Linked DNA regions of Homo sapiens: region 1 is linked to region 2. A link is a loop called in an ENCODE intact Hi-C map of the cell type or tissue named here. Cell type or tissue: Caco-2. All regions are shown on one strand. Each heading gives the region's core, and the rest is flanking DNA. Links, peaks and the distances in the headings are about the cores only. Region 1 has its middle 290 kb from the start of GPAT3. Region 2 has its middle 250 kb from the start of GPAT3.

Region 1 (16,554 bases), core at 4,777-12,776, 46 kb after region 2:
ATTAAATTACCGAAGACTGAATCTGAGTATGATGAAGAAATTTATTCCATTGGTAACAATTTGCTTGATTTTATCAAGCTACTGAATACCTTAAAACTTTCCATGCAAGTGTTAAAATACAAGTAGGTAATTTAAAAAAGTTATCAGAGGAGTTCACTATTGACAATGAAGCTAAAACCATTTTGTCATTTACTTTTTAAAAATTAATATTTTGAGTAGTAACAAAATTGAATTTGGTGACTTCACTGACTAATATAGGTTTTTATGGTATATAATAGAAAGACATTGCTTCCAATTTTTAAAATTTATGTAAAAACATTTTAAGAAAAATTTTTACAATTTGTTCCTTCAGAGATCTAAATTAGCCTTGTGACTATTTTTCTAAGTGATAGAAAATTTGAATCTAAAAGTAGAAGCAAACAAACAAAACTTGTTGCAAACTTTTCCTATATGTTAGTAATTAATATGTAGTTTTTTCGAACCACCTGGTTCCATGCTGACTCTTCAGTGCTTGTTCTGTTCTCAAAAATTGACATTGGATTGACTGAATAAGTACTGAGTACTTAACTATATGTGAGTTTTGTTTCTATTTTTTTCATAAATCAAGTCATTTAAATTCACAGCAACACTGTAGGTATTTTACAGATGAGAAATCAATTGCAACTCACTTTAAGAATAGATAAACTTGGTGTTCAAGACCTTGAGATGTCAGCACCTGCATCCCTTTTTTCTTCTTGGGGTTTTGGGGGTGATTAACTGCTTGACATCTGTGAAGACAACTATTTCCTACTGACAAAATGGTTGACTGCTTAGAAAAAAAAACAGTTTGCTGCTGTGTTAAATTGGCCCTTCTCTTCCTTTATTTTATTCCTATGAATTGAGAGCCACTGTAGTAATGGAGCAGCAGGGATGGCAGGATATGGGGTCATGGCCTGCCTTGTCACTAATGGCCCTGCAACTTTACTCAGCCATCAACTCTTTCCTGTTGCTCTCCCAGGAAAGCAGCAGGCCCTGGAGTCTCAGCCTGGGAGAAAGGTGCAGAATGAAGCTTCATGCTGAGGAGGAAGATTAAGTTCTGAGTGGTGTTCATGCAGAGGGTTTAAATGGTGCCAATTTGGGATGGATTCACACTAGAAGTCTGCTAAATTCCACCTTCTCTTTTAATGAACACTGGTGATTACCTCTGAGTGCACCCCAGAGGCTGTTTCCCTTATGTCAAATACATGTGACTCCATCAAATATATGTGACTCCATCCATTGCTATCAGTTTTATTGTGGGCTCTTCACTCTGCCTCCCAAACTCTTCGTCTCTCTGAGCCACTTGCACCACTTGTGCTTGTGGTCTCAGATTCATGCTGCAATGCTTTAAAAATGCGAGAGCAAACGAAGGTTTAAACCTGGTGGGTAGGGAAAATCACTTAAACATCTTTTGACTTAAAAGGTACTATAACAACTTAAGTCATTATTATTCTCAAGGCCTAAAACAACCTCAATGCCACCATGCTGGGTAAAAGGCGTTCAAGTTCCCAGCATGGCTTTGCTGCCATCATTCAGTGCCACAGCCATGTGAAAAAACACCATAGATGGATGAGCTCTGTGGTGCGGTATTTCAGCCTTGCTTGCTTGATAATTGTCAGGCAGAGCTTTCCTCACTCCGTAAATAGAAAGCTGTTTATTTAAATTTTCTATAAAAAAGAGAACTGTGGGATTACCCATTGTTTCAAATCTCCCCCTGGCAAGTGAAAAACAAATGGAATCCGAATTAAGTTTTATATTATCATCACTGGAATTTGTGCAATTCTGTGTGAAAATGTTGGAAACTGATCCCCATGGATGTTTTTGGCTCTAACTGTGTTGTAAAGGAAATAGTCAATTATTTTCTCATTAAATACAGTGTTAGATTTTTGTTCCATTTACTCTCAGAAGGTAGAGAAGCAACAGAAATGTAGTAGAGGCTCCCGGGAGATGAATATAAGGACACAGAACTCTTGCTGTCTTCATTTATTCCATTTACAGCAATAGATTCCTCACAGACCCTTATGGTGGGAATGAAACTGGAGCTATGTTAAGAGATAAATAGTGTTTTTATGAGGAAAGGTCAAGCAATATCAAGAAGAAAAAAATCAGAAATTAATTTTTTTTACCGTATGAATCATTTTTTTAAAGAGAATTTAAGCCTGAAAAAAATGCAACAGGTGAATTATATAGAAATGGCATTTATTCATTTATTCAATGAGCATTTATCCCCACTGTGTGTCAGGCACTAGTTTTGATTAGAAGATTCAATCTTTGACCTTAAGGAATATTCCCTCTGAATAGATGGACTTTAAATAAATAGCAAACAATTAGCACCCTGCATCTCTCCAGCTCCCCACCCCACCTCAGGCAAGACTAAAACTAAATAAATAGAATCAGGTCTTAAGAAGCCTTAACTTCTCTACCTGCAAGTTTTCACCTCTTTGCCCTCCTGTAACCTAAACCACATAGGTATTGACTTAAAATGTGCTATAAATGTTCCATTTCAAAACGATGCAACAGAGGCTTATTGCTCTGAGTGACTTGTCTCAAGAACCCCTTCAGTCCTTCACTTTGAGAACTCCTCAATACTGCTGTTAGCTGAAAAGGTGAACATTTCTTTTTTTTTTCTTTTATTTTATTTTAGGGTAGGACTCTAGAATCTGCTTTTTAAACTTTTGCTGTATTTATTTTATTTTATTTATTTTATTATACTTTAACTTCTGGATACATGTGCAGAACGTGCAGGTTTGTTACATAGGTATGCACGTGCCATGGTAGTTTGCTGCACCCATCAACTCGTCATCTACATTAGGTATTTCTTCTAATGCTACCCCTCCCCTAGCTCCCCCACCCGCAAACAGGCCCCAGTGTGTGATGTTCCCCTCCCTGGGTCCATGTGTTCTCATTGCTCGACTCCCACTTATGAGTGAGAACATGCGGTGTTTGGTTTTCTGTTCCTGTGATCTATGACAAACCTAACACGAACAAACAATGGGGAAAGGCTTCCCTATTTAATAAGTGGTGTTGGGAAAACTGGCTAGCCAGACACAGAAAACTGACACTTGATCCCTTCCTTACACCTTATACAAAAATTAACTCAAGATGGATTAAAGACTTAAATGTAAGACCTAAAACTATACAAACCACAGAAGAAAACTTAGGCAATACCATCCAGGACAAAGGGATGGGCAAAGACTTCATGACTAAAACATGAAAAGCAATGGCAACAAAAGCCAAAATTGACAAATGGGATCTAATTAAACTAAAGAGCTTCTGCAAGCAAAAGAAACTACCGTCAGAGGGAACAGGCAACCTACAGAATGGGAGAAAATTTTTGCAATCTATCCATCTGACAGAGGGCCAATATCCAGAATCTACAAGGAACAAATTTACGAGAAAAAACAACCCCATCAAAAAGTAGGCAAAGGATATAAACAGACACTTCTCAAAAGAAGACATTTATGCGGCCAAGAAACATGAAAATAAGCTCATCATTACTGGCCATTAGAGAAATGCAAATCAAAACCACAATGAGATACCATCTCACGCCAGTCAGATTAGTGATGATTAAAAAGTCAGGAAACAACAGATGCTGGAGAGGATGTGGAGAAATAGGAACACTTTTACACTGTTGGTGGGAGTGTAAATTAGTTCAACCATTGTGGAAGACAGTGTGGCAATTCCTCAAGGATCTAGAACCAGGAATACCATTTGACCCAGCAATCCCATTCCTGGGTATATACCCAATGGAATATAAATCATTCTACTATAAAGACACATGCACATGTATGTTTATTGCAGCACTGTTCACAATAGCAAAGACTTGGAACCAACCCAAATGCCCATCAATGATAGACTGGATAACGAAAATGTGACACATATACACCATGGAATACGATGCAGACATAAACAAGGATGAGCTCATGTCTTTTGCAGGGACATGGATGAAGCTGGAAACCATCATTCTCAACAAAAGGTGTACATTTCTATCTGTGGCTAGGCTTCGACCATGTTCTACCACATAATGCTGGGTTTTGATATCTTGAAAACTTTGGTTGACTCTCCTACTTTGTTTTGCTTGGCTCGTAATTCTAAAAAAAATATGACTTTATTCTTCACACCATCCCCTCCTTCCTGTTTTTACTTTCGTCGGGTTATGTTAGCATCAGCAATGCAGTTGGCTGATAGCAACAGAAAATCTACCAGTGGCTTAAAGATATGGGGTTTGTTTATTTTACACAATAAGAAGTTCTGGGGTAGGTTGCTTATGGCTAGTATGATACTTCAGTGATGCCATCAAGTACTAAGCCTTTTCCATATTTTGCTCTGTCATCCCTTCTGTGTATGTTTTTGTCCTCCAGCTTGTTGCCTCGTGGTTACGAGGTAGATGCTGCACCTCCAGACCAAACATCTGCATTCCGGTCAGAAAGTTGAGGAAGGAGGAAGAAGTTAAGGGCTATGTCAACTGAATTCATCCCCTCATTTCTATTTTTAAAAATCAGGAGATAGATTCTAGCTGTCCTAGAAGTCCCACCTAACAAACTCAAGTTTATATGTTGTTGGTCAGAACTGTGTTACATGGTCAATAAGTCAGGCTGGGACATCTGGGGATTGTGGGAGATGTTGGGTTGCCAACCAGTGGAGAAATGGCTATGTTGTGCTCTTAAATTCATTTGCAGTATTCAAAGTTTCAGGGGCAGCCTGTAGGGCAAATCTAAAAAAAGGTTAGAGAGGGCAAATTTGAATTAGTTTAATATTTGGCCTAAAATAATGTTAGATATTTTCCCATCAAAATGGTATTTTCTTATCTGATAAAATAAGTAATTTCCAAAAAGCATTAATACTTTTTTGGGGGAAAAACTTATTGGGACTTATCTTAGTCAGCTCAGGCTGCTATAACAGAATACCGCAGACTAGATGGCTTTGGTCCCTTCATCTTTTTTAAACAATTTATTTATTTTTTATTTATCTTTCATTTTACTTTAAGTTTTGTGATACATGTGCAGAATGTGCAGGTTTGTTACATAGGTATACATGGGCCATGGTGGTTTGCTGCACCTATCAACCCATCATCTAGGTTTTAGGCCCCGCATGCATTAGGTGTTTGTCCTAATGATCTTCCTCCCTTTGCCCCCATCCCCCAACAGGTCCTGGTGTGTGATGTTTCCCTCCTTGTGTCCATGTGTTCTTATTGTTCAACTCCCACTTATGAATGAGAACATGGGGAGTTTGGTTTTCTGTTCCTTTGTTAGTTTTGCTGAGAATGATGGCTTCCAGCTTTATCCATGTCCCTGCAAAGAACATGATCTCATTCTTTTTTATGACTGCATAGTATTCCATGGTGTATAAGTGCCTTAAAAAAGAGGGACTCCTCCCTAATTCATTTTATGAGTCCAGCATCATCCCAATACCAAAACCCGGCAGAGACACAACAAAAAAAGAAAACTTCAGACCAATATCTCTCATGAACATCCATGTGAAAATCTTCAATAAAATACTGGCAAATTGAATTCAGCAGCGTATGAAAAAGCTTATACACCACGATCAAGTTGGCTTCATCCCTGGGATGCAAGGCTGGTTCAACATACACAAACCAATAAACGTAATCCATTGTATGATCAGAACCAATGACAAAAACCACATGTTTATCTCAATAGATGCAGAAAAGGCCTTCGATAAAATTCAACCTTCATCTTTTTATAAAGGCATGAATCCCATCACTGGGACAACATCCTCATGACCTCATCTAAACCTACTTACTTCCCAAAGGCCTCACTTCCAAATACAATCCCACCGGGGTTTAGTGTACCTATACATGAAATTCTGGGGGACACAAACAGGCAGCCCATAACAGAACTTAAAAAAAAAATAGCAAGTGCTCTTGAAATTAAAAGAACATAAGGAAACATTCTCCAAGCTCCATCATAGATTCCCATAGGGACCAACTAAAAATAATGGAAGATGAATGTGAGGCAAGTGAGCTTAAAAAAACCTTGAGCACCAATTCCTGTTAGATATGCCTCAATTTCTTTAAGGCTGTAGGAGTTTGGGCTGTTGTAATTTTTTAGCATATAATTTTCATAGTGCTATCAATAATGTCTTTATATGCTTCTCATAAACAAAAAATATACATTTGCTGATGAAAGAAGCTGCTAATTTCTTCAAAATAAGACAGGAATCTCAACAATTTCCTTTTAACTGTTAAGCAACAATAAATCAACAAGGCTATCTAAATTCTATTTTTTTTTCATTATGCCAGATGCCTTAGTTATGGAAGTATTTTCTCAAAACTCAATTTGTCCTATTAAGTTTACAAATGGAAGATTTTTATAATGTGCATAGTATTTTTCTCTTCTCTTGTGTCTCAGTTTGCCTTTCTTTGGACCAAGAAAGGTGGTGCTTAAGACTCACAGAGATTACATTTGAGAGTGACATCTTCTTGGGCACTTCAATCCATCACATCAGAGAACCCAATTACCTTAGTAATCATTGACTAACTACTGATAAGAAAATCTTCAAAATGTTGTCCTTCCAAACCAAAGTCAAAGTACAAATAAAGCTTCCAACTAACCAAAGCACCCTACAGTTTCAGTCTCCATTTGGAAAGAGATCCTTTAAAAGTCTGCTGCTCTGTTTCACTTGTTTTCAACAGAAAGACCAATATGGGGCAACGATCACTCGTTCACTGTGACAAGGTTCTAGTGCTTATAATGACTGCCACATATTGCTGTGCTTACATGTTGTATTTCACCCACGGTCTCCCAGAAGAGGAATTCAGAGAGTCAATCAGGTAGAGTGAGATAATCGAGATTTCTCTTCATCTAGAATAAAATAAATTCTGGGTGTCTAGGCAGAGAAGGTAGAGCAAGTCTTTCTTAGAAGACATGTATACCTACAGCCAGAAAAATGGGAATAATAGTACTGACCTCTTTTTGTGGAGATTAAACAATCTAACCTATCTAAAGTACACAACACAGATGGCTACACTGTAATAATACTACTATCATTATTACATGGAGACCCAAAATAAAGGAGGTCAACTTTCCTCTGGTGAGGAAGGTTTCATGGAGTAGAAGACATTTGACCTGGGTCATGAAAAAGAAACAGAGGTTGTCAAAGAGGACCACAGGGAGAGGAAGAGTCCTGGAAGACAGGGAAGCATGTGCAGAGGCCCAGTAGTTCAGTATGGCTGATGCTAAGTCTGTGTCTGGGGTGTGGAAAAGACAGAAGTTGAAAATGAGATTAGGAGGTGGATTAAGATGGCTGAAAATGAGGTTGCGGTGTGGACCTATGTAGTGAGCCTCACAGCATGCAAAGGAGTTTGGACCTTGAAATCCTGTACATAAAGATGAAGCTATGAGTCCATCTAAATAGAAACCACATGATCCAAATTGTGTTTCTGAAAGCTCACTATGGAACCATAAAAAAAAATGAATTGGAATGGTGTGAGTCTGGAAGAAACCTTAAACTAACATTTATTCATTACTTATATAAGTTCTAGGCACTAGAAAATATGTGTTAAGAAATTATCTTTCATTTCAAAGGTCTGGAACCTATCTGAGGAGGTATAATATAATGTGTAGATATAGCACAGTTTGATAAGTGTTTTCCTGTAGTTTGACCAGAGTACATAAGGACACCAGGGAAAGGACAATTAATTCTGCTAGGAAGGTGAGAGTGGGTGTGGGGATTAGGGAGAATTTCCAGGGGAAGTGGCATATTAGCTCCATAATCACATCACATGTTCATGGACTAGTACATGTCAAGAGTGGTATGAGATAGTGTGTGATGGAAGAAGAACACGTAAAAAGAAAAATTGAAAGTTTGAATGTCATATGAATTAACATTGGTCCTTAGTAGGGAGTAGGGAACTATCAAAGATTTCTATAATATGAGAAAAGCATTATAGATATGAAGAAAATCTTGGGCTTTTGAGACCGATAGTCTTGGGTTCAAATCCCCATGTAGTCATTTGCAAAGTATGTGACCCTTGCAAGTCTTGAATCTTTTCTAAGCCTTGGCTTCCTTATGGGGATTATGGGGATGATAATAGGACCTACTCTGTCTTACAGAGTTTAGTGAGGATTAAATGAATAAACACGTGGAAAGTACTTGGAATGATGCCTGGGAGGTACTTAATGCTAAATAAATAGTTGCTAAATAAAGAATGCTAAAAAAAATAGCTTTTTTTTTTTTTGGTCTGTATTGTTAAAACAGATGGTGAGGCCATGACTGGAGATACAAAACTGGAGAAACTATAAAATGAATTAGGTTTTGGACATGTTACATATACACTGCATGGAGACAGCCCGATGGAGGGATCCAGGAGGTGGAGACCAAGGGGCAGATGGAAACACAGATCTAGAGATGAGTAGAGAGATCTGGGCTGAAATACACATTTTGAAATGATATAAACAGATCAGAGATTGAGAAACATTTTCTGTAAAGGGCCGGATAGTAAATACATTAGGCTTTGGGGACAACATAGTATCTGTCTCAACTACTTAATTGCTATCTTAATGCCATAGCAGTCATAGACAAAACCTAAATGCTTGGGTGTGGCTGTGTTCCAATAAAACTTTATTTATAAAAACAGGCTGCTGGCTAGATTGGTCCATGGGTTGTAGATGGCTAACCCCTGTTACAGATGGTAATGATAAGAGAGGATGAGCTTGTACAGGGATAGAAATTAAAATGAATTGGAGAAGGCTGAGACTGGAGCATGGGGGAACATTCAGAGTGGATGTGCAGAGAAGGCAAATTAAGTCATGGTTGAGTATGGGCTATCTTGGTTATAGGCCTTGTTAGTGTCTTCCTGATAGCGCTAGGATTTGCTGGACAAGACACTGAAACTACAAATTCATGCCTTATTCCATTAATCTTAAGGGAAGGTCCGTCAAGAGATGGCAAAGAAAGTATAAGTGATGTTAATATTTTAACAAGGCAGCCAGCATGCACACTTTATAAGATTTAACCTCTCATGTCCTGAACAAACTTTCTTTTCTTATTCCTCACCTTTTGGTCTTACATCTCATATTTCTTCCTCCTCCCTCCTCTTCCAAGCTTGCGTCTTCTGCTCTCTGGCTCCCTGCCTTGATGTGCCCACCACAATACCAGGCGGGCAAGATGATAATCATCGAGCCAGCTATTATGAGCAGTATAAACAAATGACAAATCTCTGGGTGCAGGAAAGGTAACAAGAGGCTGATCAGTAGTTCTAGTTATCTTTCCTTCATGTTTATTGCAGTCTGGTGCAGTTATTTCTAAGGGCCTGACATTGATCGACAGCTTCTATTAAGGCCTATCCAGGGCAGCTGGATTGAACAGATACATTAAATAAAGCAGTTATTGCTTTTCATTGCCTTTCTGTAAAATATCACTGCTAAATAGCTTCTGCCATCAGATGCAGTTAGGTACATGGTTTTAATTTGAGGGACTGCTTTATAACACTGCACAATTGACACTGGCCTTTGTTTCCCCTACAATAATGATTGTGTACATCCTGGAGAATTGATGGGCTGTCCTTTGAGGTGGAGTTGGGAGGAGGCGAGGAGGAGGGAGCTCTGGCTTTGTTGTTCTCCCTCTCTTTTTATACATGCCAGGTTTGTCACTTGTTTGCAGCACTGGCAGGAACAATGTCAAGCGAGGGCCCTTATCTCAGGATGTTGTAATGTAGGGACTGTAAGCCTTTGCCTGGAAATGAGATAAGCGCAACCTTACAAGCATGGAGGAAGACAGGGGATGGGGGAGTGGTGGGTGCGTGATTGAGACAACAATGGAAAGCTGTCAGGTTCCTGTTACAGCTCTTTCTGGTGCTACAGAAATATATGCATGTGGAATGGTGCATAACAAGCATGAAAATAAAAGTCTGGAATGTTCATCTAATAATGATGTATTTGGAGCAGGATTATGCTGCCCAATGATATTCTTGTTTTATCTCTGGGCTAAATGCTGGGGCAGCTGTGTGCTTTGGCACAGTCTTCTGTCCCTCCTTTTGTGTGCTGCATATTAATCCTTTATTGAAGTAATTAAATGTGTGCTTAATGGCAATGAGCTGGCAGAATGAACATACAATTGAATTAACAGTTATGATTGGGAGCATGCTACAAGATGAACTAAATGCAATTACTGTAGGCATTTCTTTCTCCAAGTCGAATCTGGCTACATGACATGACTTAATTAGAGCTTGTTAGATACACTTACTCCCTGATCCTCTAGTGTGCTGCCTGGATTTTAGTTAGTGCTCCCACCAACCCCCATATTTGCCCCTTGCCCCACCTAGACTCAGCCTCTGCTGAGCAGAGACTCCTGATTTCAGCTCTTCTGCCATGAAGATAAAGTTTGGCTTTTCATAGACAAAACAGGAGCCAATAGCGACATCTTCAGCAGGATTTTCCCTCTGTAGAATCTCTGGTGATCACTGGTCCAGCTGTTTGTCCAGATGAGTGATAGCCAGAGCCATTGCAGAACCTAGAATGCTTTGTAAACCCAGGAAGGCAGGTGCCCTGATATCAACAACAGAGCTTGACTTTTTAACAGAGAATGAACTTTTTAGCTTTCAGTCACGTAAGAGACTTCTGGGTGGAGGATTACCTTTTATTTCAGAGGCCTCTAGGTGAGGAGACCTGAACAAATTGTTAAACTCTTGAAGGGAATACCTAGGCAAGCACCAAATGTTTGTAAAACATTGCTCCATGGAGAGCTCTAAGTAAGAAGACATGACTAATATGTTGTACCATGGTTACTTAAAGCTTTTGTAGCTGCTCCTAAATATTAGTTAAATTAATGGCTCTTAATTCTGGCTGCACATGAGAATTCCCTGGAGTACTTTAAAAATACTGGTGGCCAAGCCCCACCCCCAGAGATTTAATTGTTTAGGGTGGGTCAAGATCTTGCTAGTTTCTAAAAGCTCCCAAGTGATTCTACTTATACCAAAGACTGACCTGCACTAACTTAGCTGGAATAACTTTAACAAATTTTTAAACTTGGTTTCCCACCTTTTATTTTTGCAGTGCTTCTTGGCACTCTGCAATATTTTTTTGGAGGGGTGGAGAACTTGACTCACAGGGACATGAGTAATGGTGGCTGTCAGCAGATCATAATGGGGTAATAGATAGTGGTTACCCTAATCTGATATACAAAGCTATGGCTTCTTCTCATTCCTATGTTGATCCTGGGACTACTTTGGAAATGCCATGCTAGGATTTATAATTCCATCAATTACTGACCTCCCAGATCTGTCCAACAAGCAAGGGCTCTCATTAGTCATGCCCCCCTGTTTTGCTTAGAGTTATTTACCAAGAGGCCAATCAATATTCTATGAGCAGACAGTTGAGATGAGAAGGCCTCATCAATCCATTCCATTTTCTTTTTTCAAAATGGTAGTTGGAAGCACGAGGGACAACTCACTACAAAATAGAGGGCACAATCCATTGTCACTTTTGAAAACCTAAAATGTACATTTTGTTTTATTTTTATTTGAGCACAATAAGTCAGGACTTCTGGTCAGTGGGACCTCCTGGGTCTATTTTACAGCCTTCATTCTCTTTCTCAGGGCCATAAATGAAACCCTTTCAGCCCTAATGACCACAATGACTTTCCTCGATCACGTTATTGCTACTTTGGCACATTTATTGCTTTCACATGCACTAATGGATGAGTTTGGATATGTTAACAATTTATATATCATTTGATCCTAAAAAAGAAGCCCTACCAAACTAACTTAGCCCCCACGATTGAGTAGCTTTTAAGGAGTATAAATGAATTTAATGCTTTAGAAAGAGCTTCTGTAAATTATGAACATGACACCTATTACATTAAGCTGCATTAAGCATTAATACATCTTCATTACTGGCAGGTTGCCCAAACCTCCAAGGTTGAAAAAGCTGCCTGAAAATGTTCAATGTGACAGTCACCTAGGCTGAGATTGATGGTTCCTTTTTTGGGGGTGTGAGGGATGCCTATTGACTAGGTCTGTCTTCCGCTTCCAGACAAAGAAATGGAAGTGGTGTCAACTAGAGTTCCTCAAAGGCTGAGTTTTAATGGCTAGGCCAGAACTTCTGTATCCTCAGCATGCTGCTCAGTTACCATTACTGGAGGAGGCCCCTGAGTAGGGAGATGTAAGGTGTTCCATCCTTTTAAATTAAAAGCTCAGGAGTAGGGACATATTGTTTCTTTCTGGGAGAGTTATATTAATTTCTGTTATAATTTATGGTATAAAATTTTAAAAAATATGTATTGATGGGTCGGGCGTGGTGGCTCACGTCTGTAATCCCAGCACTTTGGGAGGCCGAGGCGGGCGGATCACAAGGTCAGGAGATTGAGACCAGCCTGGCTAACACAGGGAAACCCCGTCTCTACTAAAAATACAAAAACAAAAAATGACCTGGGTGTGGTGGCGGGCGCCTGTAGTCCCAGCTACTCGGGAGGCTGAGGCAGGAGAATGGCATGAACCAGGGAGGCAGAGCTTGCAGTGAGCTGAGATCGTGCCACTGCACTCCAGCCTGGGCGACAGAGAAAGACTCCATCTCAAAAAAAAAAAAGGATTGATGATAATAACTATCATTCTTTGAATATTTGCTACGTGCCAGCACTGCTAAACTCTTTGTATATTTTATTTCATTTAATCTCTTTAATGGCTCTGTGAGTTAGGTATATTATTTATTGCCCATGGGTACTGTATTAGTTTCCTAAGTCTGCTGTAACAAAATATCATGAACCAGATGGTTTAAAACAACAGAAATTCATTCTCCCACAGTTCTGAATGCTACAAGTCTAAAGGCAAGTTGTTGGCAAGGCCCTCTCTGAAGGCTCTTGGGGAGAATCTGTTCTATGCCTTTCTTTGAACTCTGGTGTTGCAGCTAATCCCTATCATTCCTTGGCCTCTAGATGCCTCACTCCAATCTCTGCCTCTGTCCTCACATGTCATTCTCCCTGTGTCTGTGTCTCTTCTTATGAGGACACAAATCATACTGGATTAGAGCCCCATACTACTCCAGAATGACCTCTTTTTTTGCCTCAACTAATTACATCTGCAAAGACTCTACTTCCAAATAAGGTCACATTTTGAGGGAGGAAGGTAGAGAAAGGAGCGGGGTGGCGGAGGGGAGAGAAACAGAGAGAAAGGAGAAAAAGAGAGAGAGAGTAGTGCCTTGAAAAAATGTTAAATTGACTCTACTTTGGTCAATTTTGAATGAAAGGGCTTTACTTTAATATGATATAAAATTCATTGGTGTTATGACACCTAAACAATTGTGACACTTGCACATTCTATGTAACTAAAAGGTGGGTTACATTTGGAATGGCTAGGGTGTTACTAAATATAAAAAGGATCTTACGCTTTCAAAGATTCTATTGACTTAGCTCTATTTGTAGTAGTTTTGATGATGTCACAGGTCAACACTATAACTAAACACAGACCTTAACATGTGCCTTGAAAATTTCAGGAGAAGTCTAGCTAGTTTGAATCTGTGTGTGAGGTCCATGAGCCAAGAAATACTTTCTTTTAACAAGGATGAAAATTCCCAACTAAAGTTGGTTGGGCAGAGGCTAGTGTATTTGACAAACATTTATTCAGCATCTTTCCCATTGACGATAAGAGGACAGGCTCCCAGAGTAACAGGAAGAGACAGAGAAAAACTAATAAAAGCTTACAGGGGGACTGATAGAAGAATGTGCAGAGTATAGTAAGGTCACAAAGAAGGAAATCGCTATGAGCTGGACTGGACTGCCTAGACAGCCTGAGAGCAAATCTTGGTTCTACCAGTTCCTGGTTACCAGTTTTTAGGTAAATTATATGACCTTTGTATAATTTATGCATTAATTTGTTAATGCATAGATGTGACAATAGTATTACTTCATAGTGTTATTTTGAATATTAAATGGGAAATCACTAATGCATTAATAAGGACCTTTTTGGTCATTAGTGACAAACGCATTCCAATTAGTTAAAGCATAAAAGGGAATTAATTGGCTTAAGTAATTTGGATGTCCACAGGTACATTTGGCTTTAGCCACAGATGCATCTTGGCAGTGATGCTGACAAGATATGGTCTTCATCTTTTGGCTGACTTCTTTATTAGACTTCATTCTCAGGCAGTCTTTCCCAGGGTAGTGACAAAAAATGCCTAATAGCAACCCCAGAATTTAACCCTAACAGTGGGAAGCAAATACTGCTCTACCAATAGTTCCTGTAGAAGTCCTAGGTAGAAATGTCATTGAACAGACTTCGAAAATGTTGCCATCCTTCACAAGGGTTGGGAAGGGAGATGGGACCAATCACTGAGATTGAGGAAGCAGGGATCGATACTGGCAAGGAGGAAAACACATCTACCATGTTGACATGTAGAGCTCATGACTCTTATTTTGGCTTCTGGGAATGTTGTGTATTATCTATCATTATCTATTACTGTTTTTTTTAAACCAGCCCTACTAGGTGTTAATCTTGTCCCTAAGTAAAACTGGGCTTCCAAATATAAAAGTAGTTATCAACAGAATGTGCTGAATAGCTGGATTTGAAATGGAAAAAGGAAAAGAACCATTTAAAAAGCTTCAAGTGTCTATTTTGTAAGCAGAATCCAAAGAAGCAACATTTTTATCCACATATCAGCTATTTTAATGTCCATAAAATATAGAGAATAAAAAAGGAATTCTTGAATTATGTTTCAATATAGTCACGCTTTTCTCTTCTTAAACAAGTTGATTTTTTTCCATTAAAGATGGAATAATAATATCTAGCAGTTATAGAGTGCTTATTATGTGCTAGGAACTGTTCTAACTAGTTTATTTATATTAATTCACTTAATCCTATGAGAGTGATTCTATTGTTACTGTCGTTTTACGGAGTGATACATTTGAATCACAGAGAAGTTAAGAAATTTGCCCAATTTCATGCAACTAGTAAGTGTAGAACTGCAATTCAAATACAGGTAGTCCAGGCCAGGTGTGGTGGCTCAGGCCTGTAATCCCAGCACTTTAGGAGGCCGAGGCGGGCGGATCACGAGGTCAGGAGATCGAGACCATCCTGGCTAACACGGTGAAACCCCGACTCTACTAAAAATACAAAAAAATTAGCCGGGCGTGGTGGCGGGCGCCTGTAGTCCCAGCTACTCGGGAAGCTGAGGCAGGAGAATGGCGTGAACCCGGGAGGCGGAGCTTGCAGTGAGCCAAGATCACGCCACTGCACTCGAGCCTGGGCGACAGAGACAGATTCCGTCTCAAAACAAACAAACAAACAAACAAAAAAACCCAAATCCAAGTAGTCTAGCCTTTTACCAGTATAATATATACGCTCATTTCAGAAAGTGTAAAAAATACACAACAGCAAAAAGAAATCCCTCATTATCCTATCAATGAAATATAATTACTAATGGGTTAGTGTATTTCTATCTACTTTTTAAAAATTCCTGGATTATGTTTTTTGCCTTGTTGGAATTGAACTGTATGATGTTGAATATTTTTATATTGCCTTTAATTTCCTTTACATTTCATAAGTATTTTCCCTCATCAGATAATTATCTCAAATAGTGTTTTTAATGTCTGTTTAATAGCATATAGGTATGCATCAATTAATATACTATTTTTATTGGATTTCAGATTATTTCTAATTTTTTACCCTAAAAACAACTCTGCTTGACTTTTTCTTTTATAAGTTAGTATTAGTTAACTTGTTTTAACAGATATTAGTTTTATGATTATTATTATGAATGGAAATATATGCTGTAAAAGCAAAAACAAAAAGCTTCTGTAGTGAGTTCATAGATTTTGATATCAGACAGATATGGTTTGAATCTGACTCTTACAACTCAACCAAATGTATGCCCTTGGATAAGTTATTTAATCTTTTTAAGTGTCAACTTTCTGATTCATAAAATACACAAGTAAGATAATACATAAATTCCTAGAGCATTGTGAGTCAACAAACAATTAAAATTCTGTTCATAGATATTTTTTGTTGATGGGATTTATGTAAAAACATTAATTCTTTTCTGGTTCTAGAAAATTTATAAAATATAAAAAATATGACAAAGAAAATAATATTTTCTATAATATTGCCACTAAACAGTTAATCGATGTAAATGTTTTCTTATATTTCCTCCCAGCCCCTTTTCTATGTATACGTAGATCTGCTTAAAGTGTATAAATACGTGTTTCCCTATGTGTATATATATAGTAAATAAAATAGAAATTAAACTATATGTGTATTTGAATTTCTACTTGTTTCATTTAACTTTATAATGTATTATATTCCTGTATTTTAAAATATTCTTAGACTTTTAATGGCTAGTTAGTATGCTGTCATCTTTGGAATATGCTGTAATAATAAATTATTCATTTATTTTGGACTTTTAGTTTATTCCCACTATTTTTTTAATAATGCAGTGAAGAATTTCCATTTATATAAACCAGTTATCTTCATATGTCCCGGTCTTTTAGTTTCTGAGTTTAGATGTTACCTTCTCAAAGAGACTTCTTTTCCCTATCAAATGCTGTTGTGCGTCCCTGCCAGCTGTATTCTAGCACATTACTCATTTTGTA
Region 2 (16,554 bases), core at 3,913-11,912:
GCTTAATGCAGCCTCAACTGCCTGGGCTCAAGCAATCCTCCCACCTCAGCCTCCTGAGCGGCTGGGACTATAGGTGCACGCCAGCATGTCTGGCTAAGTTTTTTTGTTTTTTTGTTTTTTTTTTTTTTTTTTTGGTAGAGATGGGTTTCTTTATGTTGTCCAGGCTGGTCTCAAACACCTGGGCTCAAGGGATCCACTTGCCTCGGCCTCCCAAAGTGCTAGGATTATAGGTGTGAACCACTGTGCCTGGCTTATGGATGTTTTTAAAATGAAAAACAGATGCTTTAATTACATAATAGCCTTTTTTGACCTATCATATACAAATAATATATACAAGTATCATATACAAGTAATATATACAAATAATATATAATTAATAATTGAGACAGAGTAAATTGAATATAAACATCTAAGTGGAGTAATGTCTTCTGTCAATAAATCCTCTTTTTTAAAAAAAATTACAGATGGGATCGTCTGATTATTTTGCCCAGGCTAGAGGGCAGTGACTACTCACAGACATACAGTCTTAGTGCATTACAGCCTCAAACTCCCCGCTTCAAGCAATCCTCCTGCCTTGACCTTCTGAATAGCTGAGACCACAGGTGCACACCACTGCCTCTGGCTGTCATTAAATCTTTAATATGCTCTCATAGAACTCTTAGGAAGTAGGTGTATAGACCTTGGACCTGTGTACATATTCTGACTTCTGGAAGACTTCATTCATTCAACAAAAATTTGGAGAGGCCCTGCCTTGTGTCAGGCACTGTGTTGGGCTCCACGGGGTGTAAATCAGAGCCAGTCCAAGCGCTCACTATTTATCATCTATGAGGAGGCAAATCAACTGGGATTGGAGTCAGTGGAATGAGTGTAATGCTAGCCAGGCACGGGGTGCCGTGTGAGCTTCCTGAACCCGTGAAGGGGATTGTAAAGGACAGTTTCCTGGAGGAAGTTTTATGTTTGAGAAGAGCCGTGAAGGAGACGCTGGAGATGAGTGGCAGTGGGAGTAGTGGCCAAAGATTGTTACAGGAAGAGGAAACAGCATATGAGACTGTCTGGTGGCGGTGTTAGAGACACTACTCTTTAATGTAGGCTTTTGGAATGAAACATTTAATATCTCTTTCTCGCACAACTAATTTTCTTTGAAACAACATTATCTATAGTTCTCCTCTCTCTTTAGATCCGGAGGAGGAGTTCCGGACTCCTACAATTTCTTTTCGTTTTACATACTTAAGACCCATCCAATTGTTTTCAGCACCAAAAATTCCCAGCACATCCTTTTCCTTGTGGCTAACTTTAAAAGAGAAAACCTGTGAGGTATTCATGTGCCTGGGTCCTCAGAGCTTCTCTTTTCAGCTCTAAAAAACCTGTTGAGAAACATGGTTTTAGATCCTCAGTCATCTCAATTCCTCTTTCCTAGCTAACACTTATTTAGCTTAAGGTTTTTCTTTTGTGTGTGTGCTAAATCTGCCAAAAAACTAAATTTTAAAACTAGTTTTAAATCAATAACTTAGTTTTTAGTTTAAAAACTAAGTTAGTTTTTGAAAGAAGTGTTAGTCAGCCTGTCACTTTCTAGCAGTGAAGTTTTGTTTGTTTGTTTTTGAGATGGAGTCTCTCTCTGTCGCCAGGATGGAATGCAATGAGTGGCGCGATCTCGGCTCACTGCAACCTCCACCTCCTGGGTTCAAGCGATTCTCCTGCCTCATCCTCCCAAGTAGCTGGGAGTAAAGGCACCTGCCACCATGCCCAGCTAATTTTTGTATTTTTAGTAGAGACGGGGTTTCACCATGTTGGCCAAGATGTTCTCGATCTCCTGACCTTGTGATCCTCCCGCCTCGGCCTCCCAAAGTGCTGGGATTATAGGCGTGAGCCACCGTGCCCGGCCGTAGAAGTGAAGTTTTAACTTTATTCACGACTACTGGTTTCTAAAAGACCCAACTTTCTTTTCCCCTGAACGCCAAACATCTTAAACCTTAGTTGAGCCTCTTGAGCCTGGACAGACACTTTAATAAGGGGTTTATGTAGTAGCCGCCTTATGTATTTCATTGATGGATTTAGTTTTCTTCATTCTCTTTATTATCCACTTTGAAACTTTTTGCAAATTCTGATATTTTGAAAGTGAGGTAGACCTCAGGATAGAAATTCAACTTTCCTGCTTAGTTACTGCCATCTTACCTACGTAAGTCATTAGATCTAAAAGGGAGTAGACCCAGTCACTCTGCCATAGTGAGTGTCACCTGAGGTTTAGGAGATAAACAAAGCACTTGAAGATACTCTTCCTCTGAATATTGAGGTCTTATTGAACATTTCATGAAGTCAGAGTTTCAGAATCTAACTTACAAAAAGTTCAAAGAAGAAAAACCTCACATTCAATTATTCATGTTTTTAGAAGTCATTAAAAATACTGGATATATCTGAAATAATATTAAGGCCCCAAATAATGGTTGAATATAAATCATAGAGAAATCAAATTCACATGGATGTAGTTAGCTCTTGCAAGAAAATGTTAAGCCTGACCCAGCTCTAAGAGATCAAATTAAGCATGATTTAAAGTGACTGGGTGAAGATAGGGGTGGAGGAGCATCCTGAAAAGGAATCAGAAAGAACCAAGTCAGCCCCAGTGTATCAGAACAAGGGAAGGGAGGATGGCATTTTGTCATTTTTGGAGAGAGAAGGGGAAACATTATTTATAGCTCAATGCATTAAAATGCTTATTTGACATGCAAGTATTGATAAAATCAAATAAAAGCAAGCATATTTTGAATAAACTATGCTCAGATTATCTGACAATTTTAATAAAGAGCTATAGGAAATTTAGTTGCCCAGAGAATGGTCGTCTGAAGTGCATCTTATTTTGAATAAGCCAATATCAGCTTAATAAGAGTTGACTGGAAATGCTTGTCACATGACAAATGGAAATGGTTTTCCTTTTTGGAATGTTCTGATGAGCATGGAGGAAGGAATAGAACAGACATTGAATTTTCATACTCTTGAGCCTGGATGAGTGATGCCCCAGCAATGGCCGGCTCTGGGTAAGTGATTTCAATTAGATTTCAGTTTGTCATGCCTACAAGCCACTTTTTCTTGGGTCTTGTAATTTCATATCTCTGGTATTGCTGGGATGTAATGCTACCTGGGTCATATCACTGGCATGCAAGTTTCAATAATGTAAAAAAAAACTATTGAATGTATGGTTACTGGTACCCATGGCAAAACTTAGTGCATTTATGCTCACGGGACAGTCCAGTACTTCTCATAAAGTACTTGGGAATTAGAATCACCTGGAGAGTTTCTCAAAAGTATAAAGTCTAGATTCCACTTGAGACCAATAGGAAAGAATCTTTAGGAGTGGAGGCTCCATTTTAGCATTCTTAAAAATCTTTCCAAGTCATATACTGCCATATATTATGTCTGTGAGTGCATATAGCTATTAAAAGACTTTGAAAGTCTTTAAAAGCTACCAAAGACTTAAAAAATACATTTGAGGGCAAATCATCTAATTAAATATTACATAGTCATATGCAAAATGCATCCCAGAATTGGAGAGAAACAACATGTGGGTTTTATTTTGCATTTCATGCTTCATGCACCATCGCTGTGTTGTAGTACAGGGGCCTTTGGAAGCTTGTGACTGTTAACATATTATTCCAGCTTGATAAAATGTTGGGGGAAAGAGGTCTCTTCTCTCCTGAAGATGAGAGAGTGGCTTGAAGAAGGCATTGGGGATAGCTGCTATTTTTCTTCAGGTGTTTGATCTGACTGACGGCCCCCGTCTGAACTTCCTAGTCATTTGCCATTTCATTAGCTGCAAGGTTTTCAATTTCTGCCTCTTGGAAGTTACACCGCTTTGAACAAGTCCCCACAGTAATTGAATTTGCCACAGAAATAGAACACTGGAAAATTTCATTTTCTTCTTCCCTGCATGAAGGCAAGCAAGCAGGCAGGGCATACACATATTCCTGCTGGAATGCTCCTCTCTTCTTTCCTGGCTCCATTTCCCCTCCCTTCCCCCCATGCATTCACTAATGCTCACTCCTGTCCTGCTCCCAAGGCAGGTATACAGTCACACAAAAAAGGCCTGCTTTCAAATCATCTCAGAGTGCATCAGCCTGTCACTTTGTAATTTTCTTCTAAATGCCTTCCACAAATAATGGTTTTCAAAATGAGCATTAACAGGCTTGATTACATGAAATTGTCCTTTTAATTTACACCAGGATTCTATTGATCACACAAGTGCAGATTAAAGTGTTCAATGAAGCCCGTGATGAGGTATTAACCAGCTAAGGGTCCTCCAGGGGCCGCCAGGGAGGCCAGGAATATGCTAGAAGTGTACAGTTATTTCCCCATAATGAAGTGGCACTATGCGAAGGCATGAATCGCTGGCAGGAAGAATAGATCGGAGATGATGAGCTCTTCAAAGTCATTTCTCCCTCACTCATTCAGCCTCATGCCCAGATCCTCTTGCGATTCTTCTGCATTACTTGTCATGAAATGCCAGGATTTACTTAGCCAGCTGATGCAATTTTTATGACCTTATTGCTTTTTCACCATGGTAATAGTTTTGAATCAATTTATCAATCCAGCGGTGCCATCAGACATATTGCCCTGAAGATCAAGTCCGGGTCATTCCATCAATTCACTGCGGTTTACGAAGATAGAGAAAAAAGCCAGGCCGTGTGGGCTATCAACTTCAAATGGCTTAGTAAACATGCCTCGGCTGCTTTAACTGCTTCACTTCTGACTCCAGACCTTTGTGTTTCTGGACAAGACCACCCAAATCAACCCAACAGATGCTTGATTTTGGTACACCCAGCTCCATAGCAAAGAGGCCTGGTTAGTGCAAGAAGCATCTCTGGCAATTTCCCAAGCAGAATGGTTGGGGCAGAACTTGGAAGTGTGGCTTAGTCTTGCACACTAAGTAGACTGTGGTACGCTACGCAAGTTCCAAAGCTTTTGTCTAACCAGCCCGAGAGCTTAGCAGTTGGGGTGGGAAAAGGAAGCAGAGTGTGAGGTGGGCTCCTTTAGTAATAGGTTTTGCAGCAGGGTTGGGATTCATAATCCAATCCATCTTCTGTCTACAGGGACTGCTGGTCAGTGATAATGGTTTCAAAAGATGAAAAACCTGTAAGTCATTTTTCACAGGATGAGGTGTCACTGAGGGCAGGACACAAAGAAAGAAGAGCACACTTATTGGAAGAGATGATCTTTTAGGAAAAGAATGAACATTCCTTGCCCAAGGGAGAAAGAGAAGGGGTGTGGCAGGTGTCAATCTGGCCATCCAGTTAGATTGCTGGTGTTTGCACAAATAAAACACTAGGTGTCTCTTGGGAATTCAGTTTTGTTATTACGTTGGCTGTATTCAGAGAATCCTGTTATTTGTATATTCTTTGTATTTATGCATCATGTCAAAATTTGAAATCCTATACCTTAAATTCTGGTAATTTGTTTGCAAAAAAAGGTGACAATGAATTTAAATATTATTTAAAAATGTATTGTTTGCAAGACCTTAATAGAGATTAAATGTATACTATCAGCTTTGTGCTTTGCTGGGAAGCTGCTATATTCAGCATTTAAAATGAGATTTGTCAGATCCCAAGCTTATGTCGATTCTATAAAAGTTTAATGATCTACTTCCAGGTCTAGCAGCATTTAGGATTTATTTACAGTCTTTATTATAAAATTTGTCCAAAATATACACATTCCCCAAAGACTTCTGAGCTTAGCAGCAGAAATATAAATGCACCAAAATGAAATATAGCAGATGGTAAAACCTCTGTTTGCTAGTCATTTTTTCTTCTTTAATCTTCTTTTTTTCTCATTTTCCATTTCTTCTCTATTTGGTAAATACTGAAGGAGGCAAGAGAGGCTGTTTTGTTCCTAGTGAAGCATTTAAGGGAGGCTGTTAAATAAGTTGAATAACATAAGAAAAGATCATCAATATGTAGTCCTTTTCCTTCCATTGTCCTGGATATTTAGCAAAGTAGAAGCTGGAAATCAGCATAAGAAACTAGGAATCATGAAATCAAGTAATGTGTGGGAGGAAACTTAGAGATTATCCAAGGCAATTTCCTTATTTTACAGTTGAGAAAGCAGCAACTTTCTACTGGAAACTTAGAGTTGGATGGTTGTACCTATAATCTAATTACAAAACTCAAGCAACTCAGCATACTTTACTACTCAGCCTCTGTGTTGTAGTTGCCTAAACACCTTGCCTCAAAATTCCTTGACTTCCTCAAGTTAAGGAACCAGTAATGGTTATATCCATTTCCACCATCCTCTAAACATGGCAATGTTTTAGAACTCATTGTCAGTTAAATGAGGGGTTATTAAACATTAAAGTGTCTCCACAGGATCTGGAGTGCTAAGAAACACAGACTCCTACACTCACTCCCCAGAGGTTCTTTTGTAAATCCATAGCGGGGCTCAGTAATCTGCAGTTTAGTAAATACTCAAGCTGATTCCAATGCAGAAGTTGCAAGGTTCCCATGGTTTTGAATGCTGACTTTGCCATAATTTATTATATGATCTAGAACAAGTGACTAGATGTCCTTAAGCCTCAATTAAGTCTGTACAATGGGCCTAAGAATATCTGTCTTATAGGATTGCTATGTCAATTTGTTTGAATTATTATATGAAAAGCACATAGAAGGCATTATTAGCCTGTAATCCCAGCACTTTGGAAGGCCGAGGCAGGCGGATCACGATGTCAGGAGTTGAGAGCAGCCTGAACAACATGGTGAAACCCTGTCTCTACTAAAAATACAAAAATTAGCCGGGCATGATGGTGTGCATGCCTGTAATCCCAGCTACTCAGCTGAGGCAGAAGAATCACTTGAATCACTTGAACCTGGGAGGCGGAGGTTGCAGTGAGCCGAGATTGCACCATTGCACTCCAGCCTGGGTGACAGGGTGAGACTCCGTCTCAAAAAAAAAAAAAAAAGAAGGCATTTCTAAGCAGTATCCTTACTGCTCTGTGTCCAGACAAAATAATACTATATGACAATGAAAAAGCTTAACATCTGCATTTAAATTAAATGTGAAATTATTATACAAAAACTAAGATAAATCAGTAGTGTTTTCAGTAAAATATTTCAGTATCCTTTGGTGGAGTAAAGCAATTTATGGATTAATATGAAACAATCATTCTTTCACTTTTTAATAGATCAGTAACTTTTTAGTATATCAGAATTTTAATAATAAATGACACATTTATAGAGTCGTTAGGTCCCAAATGGGGGGCTAGAATGGGGGAATCTAACCTAGCAGCTCAGCCACATGTTCATCCCTCTTCTTCCAATCCCAATTATTCTTACACTAAAACATCCCTCATGTCAACACATTTACTGTGACTTCATCCTCTACCCTCTTCTTCTCAATGATTCACAGAGAAGTTTCCCTTACTCTTTTCCTCCCTTCCTCCTTTCTTGGCTACCTAACATTTGTGTAGCCCAGTGATAGGCACATAGAGTTATTTGTCTGAGGGTTGTGATTGACTAACGCTGCAGGAATTTAGATGAGGTAGAGATTACCGCGGACTGGAGTGGTTAGGGAAGACGTTTTGGAGTTAGTGGGAATTGATGTTTTCTGAGGCATGGAGGGAGGAGAAGCAGGGCATGGCCCTTTGTTTAGGCATGTGGGCGTGGACAGAGGACTCGTGGAGATAAGATTGAAAAGGTACATTGGAGATGGTTGGGAAAGGTCCTGCTTAGCTAGAGATAAAAAAGAACAATAGGTTAGAAAATAGTGTTCTCTAAAGGAATGGTTTTCAAACACTGTTTAATAAAACTCTTGGGTACAAGCACTTCAGACATTCTGAATGGAATTTTATTTTAAAATCTATTTGAATCATTACAAAAACCTGTAACATAAAGTACACACCCAAATTTGGTATTTGCCACCTTATAACACAATAAATATCACTTCTATATTCTCTCTTGTGACACCAATTTACTAATTTAGTTCAGGCCTAGGATATAACTTCTGCTGTTATTTTGTCTGTATTCTGAAAGTGATATGAACTTGCTAAGATAGTGTGGTAGTCTACTTTGCATTGCTATAAAGGAATAGCTGAGGCTGGGTAATCTATAAGGAAAAGAGGTTTATTTGACTCATGGCTCTGCAGGCCATACTAGCATGGCACCAGTATCTGCTTGGCTCCTGATGAGGCCTTAAGAAGCTTTTACTCATGGCAGAGGGCCAAAGGGGAGTAGGCATGTCACATGGTGAGACAAGGAGAAAGAGAGAGACAGGGGAGGTGCCACGCTCTTTTTAACAATCAGATCTTGTGGCAGCTAATGGAGTGAGAACTCCTTCATTACTGCAAGGAGGGCACCATGCATTCATAAGGGATCTGCCCCCATGACCCAAACACCTCCCATTTGTTCCCACCTCCAACATTGGGGTCACATTTCAACATGAGATTTGGAAGGGACAAATATACAAACTACAACAGAGAGCTAATATAAAATGTATGCCTTTTGCAGCTTCTGATCAGTGTGAATCAGCATTTTTGTTCTCAGTGAAGTGCAACAAATAAATTCAGATGCTGAATTTGATAAGACTACAGCTGTCACTTGACTCCTCCAATTTAAAGTTTTCATGCAATTTTCTTTTTGATACACTTAGACCTTTCTATTTCAGTGCTTTGGGCAGGAGCCATCCATGAAAGAGCAAAATGAAATTCTGCTGGTAAAAAAATGTTGAAAGCCATAGTCCAAGGCCACCTAGTCTCTACTGAATCTTAAAGAATGGAGTCAGGTGTATGGAATATTTCAAAGGTTTATTTGTATGGCACTTTTAGCAGTGAAATTACACATCGATAGCTGGAAAGATTGGATAGTTTGTGAGGGATTGGAGGCAAATAAAACAGAGCCACAGAAAGTATGTGAAAAACAACTAACTGCTTCACATACCATGAATGGACATAGGTCTGGACAAGAATAATGGTGATAAAAATAAGGGAGAGAGAAGTTAAATAATTATTACAAAATAATAACTGGTAATTCATGGTGCTTCCAGGAATTTTGAGAGATTGAGGAAGAAAGGATAGGAAACAAGAGATGCCCAGATTTTGAAAAGGATTTTTAGAAGAACAGGAATAGAGAAGTAGGAGGAGTCAGGTTTGAAAAGACATGGATATGTTTAATATGTTTAATTTTACTACCCAAAGTTACATGCTTAGGGAATATATCCAAGTGGACTTGCTCACTGGGCAGATGTGGACATATAAAGAAGCTTTAGAGAGAGTGAGGTCTGAAGTAGTGAGGGTAGATGAGATCTTTGAAAGTCAGTGACAAGAAGATGTTGGGCTTTGGAGGACAGTGACGATGCTGAGGAGCAGAATCACAAAAGGAGATGTAGAGAAGTCCAAGAAGAAGGAGAGCCAGGAAAGAAGTTGAGTGCCAAAGTGTGGTATAGGAACAAACCAAATCAAGGAATGAGTCAAAGTCCAGCCAACGGAGCTTCTTTTGATGTGTCTTCTTAAAAAATACAGTCTGTGGCTCTGTTCACAGGGTGAACGATAAACACCCGTGTTCCATTTTCCTCCCTCAGCCCTCTCTCCAGTTGTCAGTGGAAATTGTTACTGTTTCTGAGGTCCATTTTGTTGACTGTACTCTCCTTAGGGTAAGAAAATAATCTAGAAATGACTGAGACAAGGCTGACTGATATATTAGGACACTTTATAGGCCTCTTGATGCCATTGGTACCATGAAGCAGGCAATTCACATCTCAAACCCAGCTCTGAGGAGGAAATTCTGATAGGGTTTACATAGACCATGCTTTTCTCCATATCGCACTTTCAGTCTTTGCCTCCATTATCCTAACAACCCACACCTTGTAACTAGCAATGTTAGTAGGAAACACATGTGAGGGAAGCTTGCAAACCCAACCTCAGCATCCATTTGGAGAGTGATTTTAGGTTTTCTGTGGTGCTCATATTATATCTTGATTTGTTTCAGACATTCTGGAAAAATATTCAGGTAGACCCAAGCATTCTTATTTTTATTGTTTAAATCTTTGCCTGTGTTCATCTTCACTTCACATTACTGGACAAGATAAATAACAAAATGTCTAAACTGGACACATCCTACAATATGGACAAATGAATGAAGACTGTTAAGAGATTATAAAATCACTCTTTGAGAGATAAGGAGAAAGGTCTACATAGGTTGGGTCTGCTGTCTTTTTGACTGAATACCTAGCAGAGCTTTTCCTAATTTCTTTTGAGTATTGTCCTTTTTTAAACCCCCCAAATACCATGGCATTTGCTCCAGCTGACTGTGGCCCAACACTAGATTTCCAGAAGAGATGTCCAAGGATGGACATGGTGCCAAAAGGAATGTTTGTCATGGGCTTTAAACATAGCCCATATAGAGCCATATGGAAACATATCATTTACAGAAAGAAAACTGGAAGTTAGGGAAGGTACCTACAAAAAGCTAAAAATAGTAACACTATAATTGGACATTTATTGAGTAGTTACTATGTGCCAGGCATTCTGGTAATCTTTTTATCAAAACAGGGTCTATGGGCTAATTATTATTCCCATTTTACAGGTGGGAAAACCGAAACGTGGGACCTTTAACAGACATGTCCAAAGTCACGCAGCAGGTAATTAAGTGAAGGCAGGATTTGAATTCACTTCTGCCTGACTTCAAAATTTATAATCTTAACTTTTCTACTAAAAAACCTCTAAATGGAAGTAGAAAAGCCCACAACAGCATGTGTTGATGGAATATTCTGAGGGTCATAGAACTGAAATTGTTTGTTGTTGCACAATTTCAACCAGCCATGAAACCCTGGCTTATCTACAAAACTTACATCTGCTAAGAGTAAAACCTTCTTTCTTTTCACTATAATGAGCTCAAAAGTAATAGCTTTTCCAGTCACGACACTTGCAATTTGGCTGGAAGATGTGAATAGTCCTTTCTGGACTACAAGCCCAACAGCTGTTCACATTTATACAGTAGGTTAAAATTTATATTTAAAAAATAGTGGCTCATAAAGAAAGAATATGGAACAATGACAACTGCAAAAAAGAGATAATTGTATTCATGAAACATGAACTGGTGAGTGATACATTTTTTTAAGCAAAACGTGTTGCAGCATTAAATAACGGTGTCTTTAATTAATTCTGCCTAACATTAAAAGAATAAGGTCACTCATACCAAAAAATTGTTGAATAAAGCAAAAATGTGTGAAAGATATACTCTCTGATGTTACTCATAATGAAGAAGGGTTATCTACTGGTCAATCTACCACCATTATTTCTTAGTTAGAGGTATTACAGTTGAAAATAGACAATGGTTATAACAACCTAATGTGATTAACACATAAAATGTACTTTATTGGAGAGAAATTATCCAATCATAACTCAGTTTCTAGAGAGCAAAAGCAGTCCCTTTGACAAGGAATTTTTAGCGAGAGCTAAAGGGCCACCCACAGAGTGCCCATGCTTGTTGACTTTGCCTGTAAACAGATTAATAAGTGCTTTAGGTTTGCAAAGGCCTTCCATACACATTCTGGAGCTAACAAACACCCCATTTGGCAGACGAGAAAATTAAGATGCTCCAGGGCAGTGCAAGTAGACTAGATTTGAGTTCACATCATCAGCCTGGATCCTCTGCCAACAACTCCTCTCTTCTCTCTACCATAGTTTCTAGAAATATTTGGGGACTCTTTTCAATGAATTGTATGCAAAAGCACATTGTATAAGTTGTACATGGGGATAGGTTTGAGGGTAGGCAAGAGGTAACCTCACTTCAAGTTCTCTGTGGAGTTGATTAATAAAAGATGGTGACATTTGAATGCCCAGAGAAGGCTAAAACGTTCATGTGCCTGGGAACTGATAGTTGTAAAATAATTTTTAACATTTCTTTAGAGAGAAGCTGAGCCCTGAGCATATGTGGAAAGACAGAGGGGACTGCTGGTGGCTTCTCTAACTGCTGTAGCCTGGCTGGTCACTTGACTTTGAGACCTTGGAAGGAAGTGTAGGCCCGTCTCATGTCCCAAGGACAAGGATGCCCTGTGGAGGGTTTAATCAGCATTTCTTCCAAGGACATAAAATATTCTTCCCGAGAAGAGTTGTACTAAGTTCATTATTTCCTCTTTGTCATATCTCCACAAATGTCTCTGATACCCCAGTGATAATTCAATACATCTTATAGGATGTTACCCTGTACAATTACTCCACTAGTCCATTCTTTAGTCAAGCATGAGATGTGATAGATTTTTTTTTTCATTTGGTGGTGGTTGTTCTCAAAATAAAAACGATTAGCCAAGAAGTATTTATTCATGCTTGTTATGGGCATAAGACTCTCCTGGGGTTACAGAAAGTACTCTTGTTCTCAAGAAGTTTATAACTCAGGGAAGATATAACTAATATATATGAAACTATCAAGTGAGATTTCACTAGTGAACTACTTCACATCATGAGAGTCTAGAGAAGGAGGTAGTATTTAAGCTATATTTTAAAATGCGGCTAGAATCTTGTGAGGAAGAACTGGGGAAGGATGGAGAATAAACTATTCCAGGTAAGGAGAATAGGAACAAAATTTTGTGAATTGGAGTGAATATTGTTCATGAAAGAGACAGCAAAGAGCTGACTTGGAAGATAGGTATTGAGGGAGAGTGAAAAATAAAGAGTAACCTAATATAATCAAACGTGAAACCCAAGAAGGGGGATTTATTTGATCTGTTAGAAAAGAGAGATTAATCACAATTGACTTGAAAGGGGAATAGAAGAACTTTAAAAGGATGAGTCTGGCATGATATTCATGATGGCCATTTATGATGAGACATGGGGGTGGGAGCTGGGGAGTGGAAGGAAGTATTGTCTTGGGAATGGGAAAAAGTGGTGAGGAGCCTGTTAAAAGAATCCAGGCAAATATCTAGTGAAGCTAGTGATAGGAAAGGGGAGTGGAAAAAAGGCAAATTTAATAGGTTTGTCAAAGGCAAATAGGTAAACATGAAGAGAAAGGGAGAGAGAGATGAAAGATATTAGCCAAAAAATAGTAGAAATTAAAGTGTCAAGGCTTATGAAGTATTAAGTCTTAATTGATGTAAGAAAACAACTTTATGTCAAGTTTTAGAAAGCAAGTAACATACATTGATTAATAAAAGGTCTGGTGCAAATGCCTTCTTTAAAAAGCCGTTCTAACCTATTTACAATAATCGAGTCTTCAATGAAATGATCGATTAAAAACCCCTCTTTCTTTTGAGTTCTCATCACTCTTTTAAAATGATTCGATTATAATTACATGATCAGGAGGCATGTCTTATTCTTTCATGATGCCCAGTGATTATCACAGTACCTGGTGTATAGTAAGCATTTTATAAGGGCTTGTGAATGAAGGAAATAGCAAACTGTGATGTTCAGATCACAGATAAAGAAATTCCTCATTAACATTGATAGGACCAAAATTATATTACTGAAAGGAAATAATTTTATAGTTCAAATTCTTCTTGTTGCAGATGAGAAAACTGAGAAAATATAGTGCAACATTTTCTAACATTTTTGGTAAGTGGTATACCAGCCCCTGCTTAAACACTTTTAGTGGAGAAGAAACTTACTAAATTTTTGGACAGGTTAACCGTTATCCATTTCTTCTTGTGCTGAGTGCAAATACTACTTATTAACTACTCATCAGTATTAAAAATGTCCAATGGCAAATGGATCAATTTCTCTTTTTATTTAAACATAGTTATCATGAACTCGCAATACCCACTCTTTTCTTTTTTATCTTCATTCTTGCAACTCTTCTTCATGTTTACTGCATTTGAGATTCCAGTCATTCTGGTGTGCTCCTCTCTAGGTGAATTCTTGGTAAATGATGTCTACTTTCAAGGGTGGCAATGTTAAACACATTACTTCTGGTCTGATTTTGGTAATAATCAGCATTAAAATAAGTTTAAAATATAAACTTATTTTAATGAACAGTTTTTCTTAATGTATACTAATGCTTTGTTTACATTTTTTGTTAACTTATATTGAGTTTATAGTCAATACAACTGATTCTTTTTCTCATGGGCTGAGATTTGTACAATAGTTTTTCACTATTGGATTTCATCTAATTATATGTTGCTCATTCTGTTTAGATGCAGTGATTTCAAATCATAACCCTGTCATTCAACATCCTACTTTTTCTCTCTATATTCCAACTCTGAAACTTTGAAAACTTGATATGCATGATATATACAACCCTACATAAATAGTACTGTCATTCTACAAAATATAAACTATATATACAACTAATAGCCAATATTTATCTATATTTCTTGCAAAAATTGCATGAAATGCTTTGTCAAATGCATTGGTTTAACCAAAATAATCTTTTTTGTAGTAGATGTTCCAAAAGACACTGGTCCTAGGAAAGAGGCTGGGTAGGCCAGGTGCTGTGTAATCCCAGCAATTTGGGAGGCTGAGCAGGGCAGATAACTTGAGGTCAGGAGTTTGAGACCAGCCTGGCCGACATGGTGAAACCCCGTCTCCACTAAAAATACAAAAATTAGCCAGGCCTGGTGGCACATGCCTGTAATACCAGCTATCTGGGTGGCTGAGGCATGAGAATTGCTTGAATCTGGGAGGCAGAGGTTGCAGTGAGTCAAGATCATGCCACTGCACTGCAGCCTGGGTAAAGAGCCAGACTCTGTCTCAAAAAAAAAAAAAAAAAGCATCTGGGAAAAACTCCATATTAAATCCATCCAAGAGGCCAATACGTATTATCTTATTAAAGAATCCAAGAATACCTAACAAATAAATCAGTTTAATTTTGTTAAAGTCAGAAACTCCCAAAGTTATTTAACATGGTATACTTTGTTCTCACAATAGCTATTAATGTCTGATAGAACTAGTGTTCTGTGTAAGAGGTTTGGAAGATGCTAATATACAAACTCCTCACAATTAAAATTAAAATGAAATTTGTCTGGAATGGGTTGCTATTCATAAACTCATGTTGACTCTTAACAATCATGTTTCCTCTTTATGTGCTCACAAACTGATGTCTCCAACAAACAATAATAAGTTCTAAAATTTGGCTGAAGTTGACTTCAAGCTTATAGATTTACAGCAGAGTTTCAGCTCTGGCTTTGCATCAGAATTACCCGTGAAAAGTTTTAAGAAATCTAGATGCTTGCATTTCAGCCTTGGAGCTCATGATTCCATAGAGCGGGGTGGGGCCAGAGACACACAGGCAGAGTTGTTAACTCCTGATGTATGGTTTGGGGCACCTGCTGCCCTTCCCTTTTTGAAAGTTGAGATATCATACTTTCCTCACCATCCAGCACTGTGCCTATTTTCCACACAGTTTCTCAGAGGCCTCTAATAATGGCTGACAGAAACTTGAGCACATTTAGAACAAGGCTGTCTGTTGTTCTCGCCATTTGTCATGGCCTTCAATTCTCTCATTCCAATATTTGCTCTACTTTTCCCAATCAATTATTCTCCTTGACATAGAAGATAAAAGCAAAATAAAAATTGAGTAACTCTGCTTTCTGTTTGTCATCAGTCAATATTATTACATTGATGCTAAAAATCATATCTATGCCTTCCAAAACTAAAACAGCCTCTTTGTCTTCTATGACATACTTGAAAATTCTCAGTACATTCTGGGATTTTGCTTCTTGAATTATTATTCACTCTTCTCACATATTCCCACGTGTCCATCTTTCCTTCAATATTATATACATACACGGATGTAATGATTTTTGACGTGAAATTTTATATTGGTATCATGAAAGAAGCATTATAATAGTTTATGTTCCTAATTAACACTACCAGAAAGCGTTTCTTAAGAACTCCTTGTTTGCTCATTCATCTATCATTGTGGCGTCATGCTTCATGCCCTCTTCAGGAAGAATAGGAGAAAGAAAAACAAGAAAAAGAGAATGGATCCCAGATACATTGGCCATGTGCAGCTTAGGAAAAGGTAATTTGCTTTAAAGTCACTGTTATTGGCAACCACACAAACATAGTAGAATAGAGTATGTGGTTTTTTTTTTTTTTTTTTCATCTATCAAACACATCCCCTCATTGCCTTCAATCAAGGTCAGAAGTCGTTAACCTGTATTCCAAGAACTTTTGAGTTGTGGCCCTTGTTCCTATACCTTTCATTCATTTCCTATTTCATTCTCTCTCCACCCGTGCTCTTCACATACTTTCACTAGGTGTCTGAATAATTCTTTCTTGTCCTTCAAACAGCAACCTAGACATCATTTCCTATGTGAAGACCGCCCTTATACCAAAGCAGACGTTGCTCCCTTGTGTTCCTATGGCAGTAGATCCTTTCCTGTCCCTTTCATTCATAATCTGTTTTCTTGCCTTTTCCTCTCATTGGAACATTAAGGCTTGTGTGTCATTCATTGCTGTACTTTAATGTACCCAGCACAGCTCTTTATACTGTACCTAATAAATACATGTTGAATGAATGACAGAAGAAAACAGGGCACTTCTCCCTGCATCTTGATCCTCCTGATAAAATACAGTTTTGGTTTTATCAGCGAGTTTGAGCCAGGAAATCTGTGGAAGAAAAAGCTTTCTTTAAGCATCTGTAGCAAAAA

What was found. Hi-C counts contacts between places; a loop is a spot of excess contacts. Peaks named below come from ENCODE experiments on the same cell type or tissue, not always from the same donor. Only the 100,000 strongest peaks of a DNase experiment are listed, where the experiment ranks them.
Region 1: a loop joins it to region 2, with 2.1 times the contacts of the local background. A loop is called at or near these places in 16 of 110 quality-filtered maps.

What each region holds. Positions count from the first base shown.
Region 1 is chr4:83,820,689-83,837,242 of GRCh38, forward strand. No RefSeq gene overlaps it. Among named protein-coding and RNA genes, the nearest start is that of GPAT3, 290 kb to the left of the region's middle. In Caco-2, for the core only: no CTCF peak of the experiment used is centred there; a DNase peak (open chromatin) is centred at 9,653.
Region 2 is chr4:83,775,259-83,791,812 of GRCh38, forward strand. No RefSeq gene overlaps it. Among named protein-coding and RNA genes, the nearest start is that of GPAT3, 250 kb to the left of the region's middle. RefSeq lists enhancers at 3,600-4,854, 5,902-6,620. In Caco-2, for the core only: no CTCF peak of the experiment used is centred there; no DNase peak of the experiment used is centred there.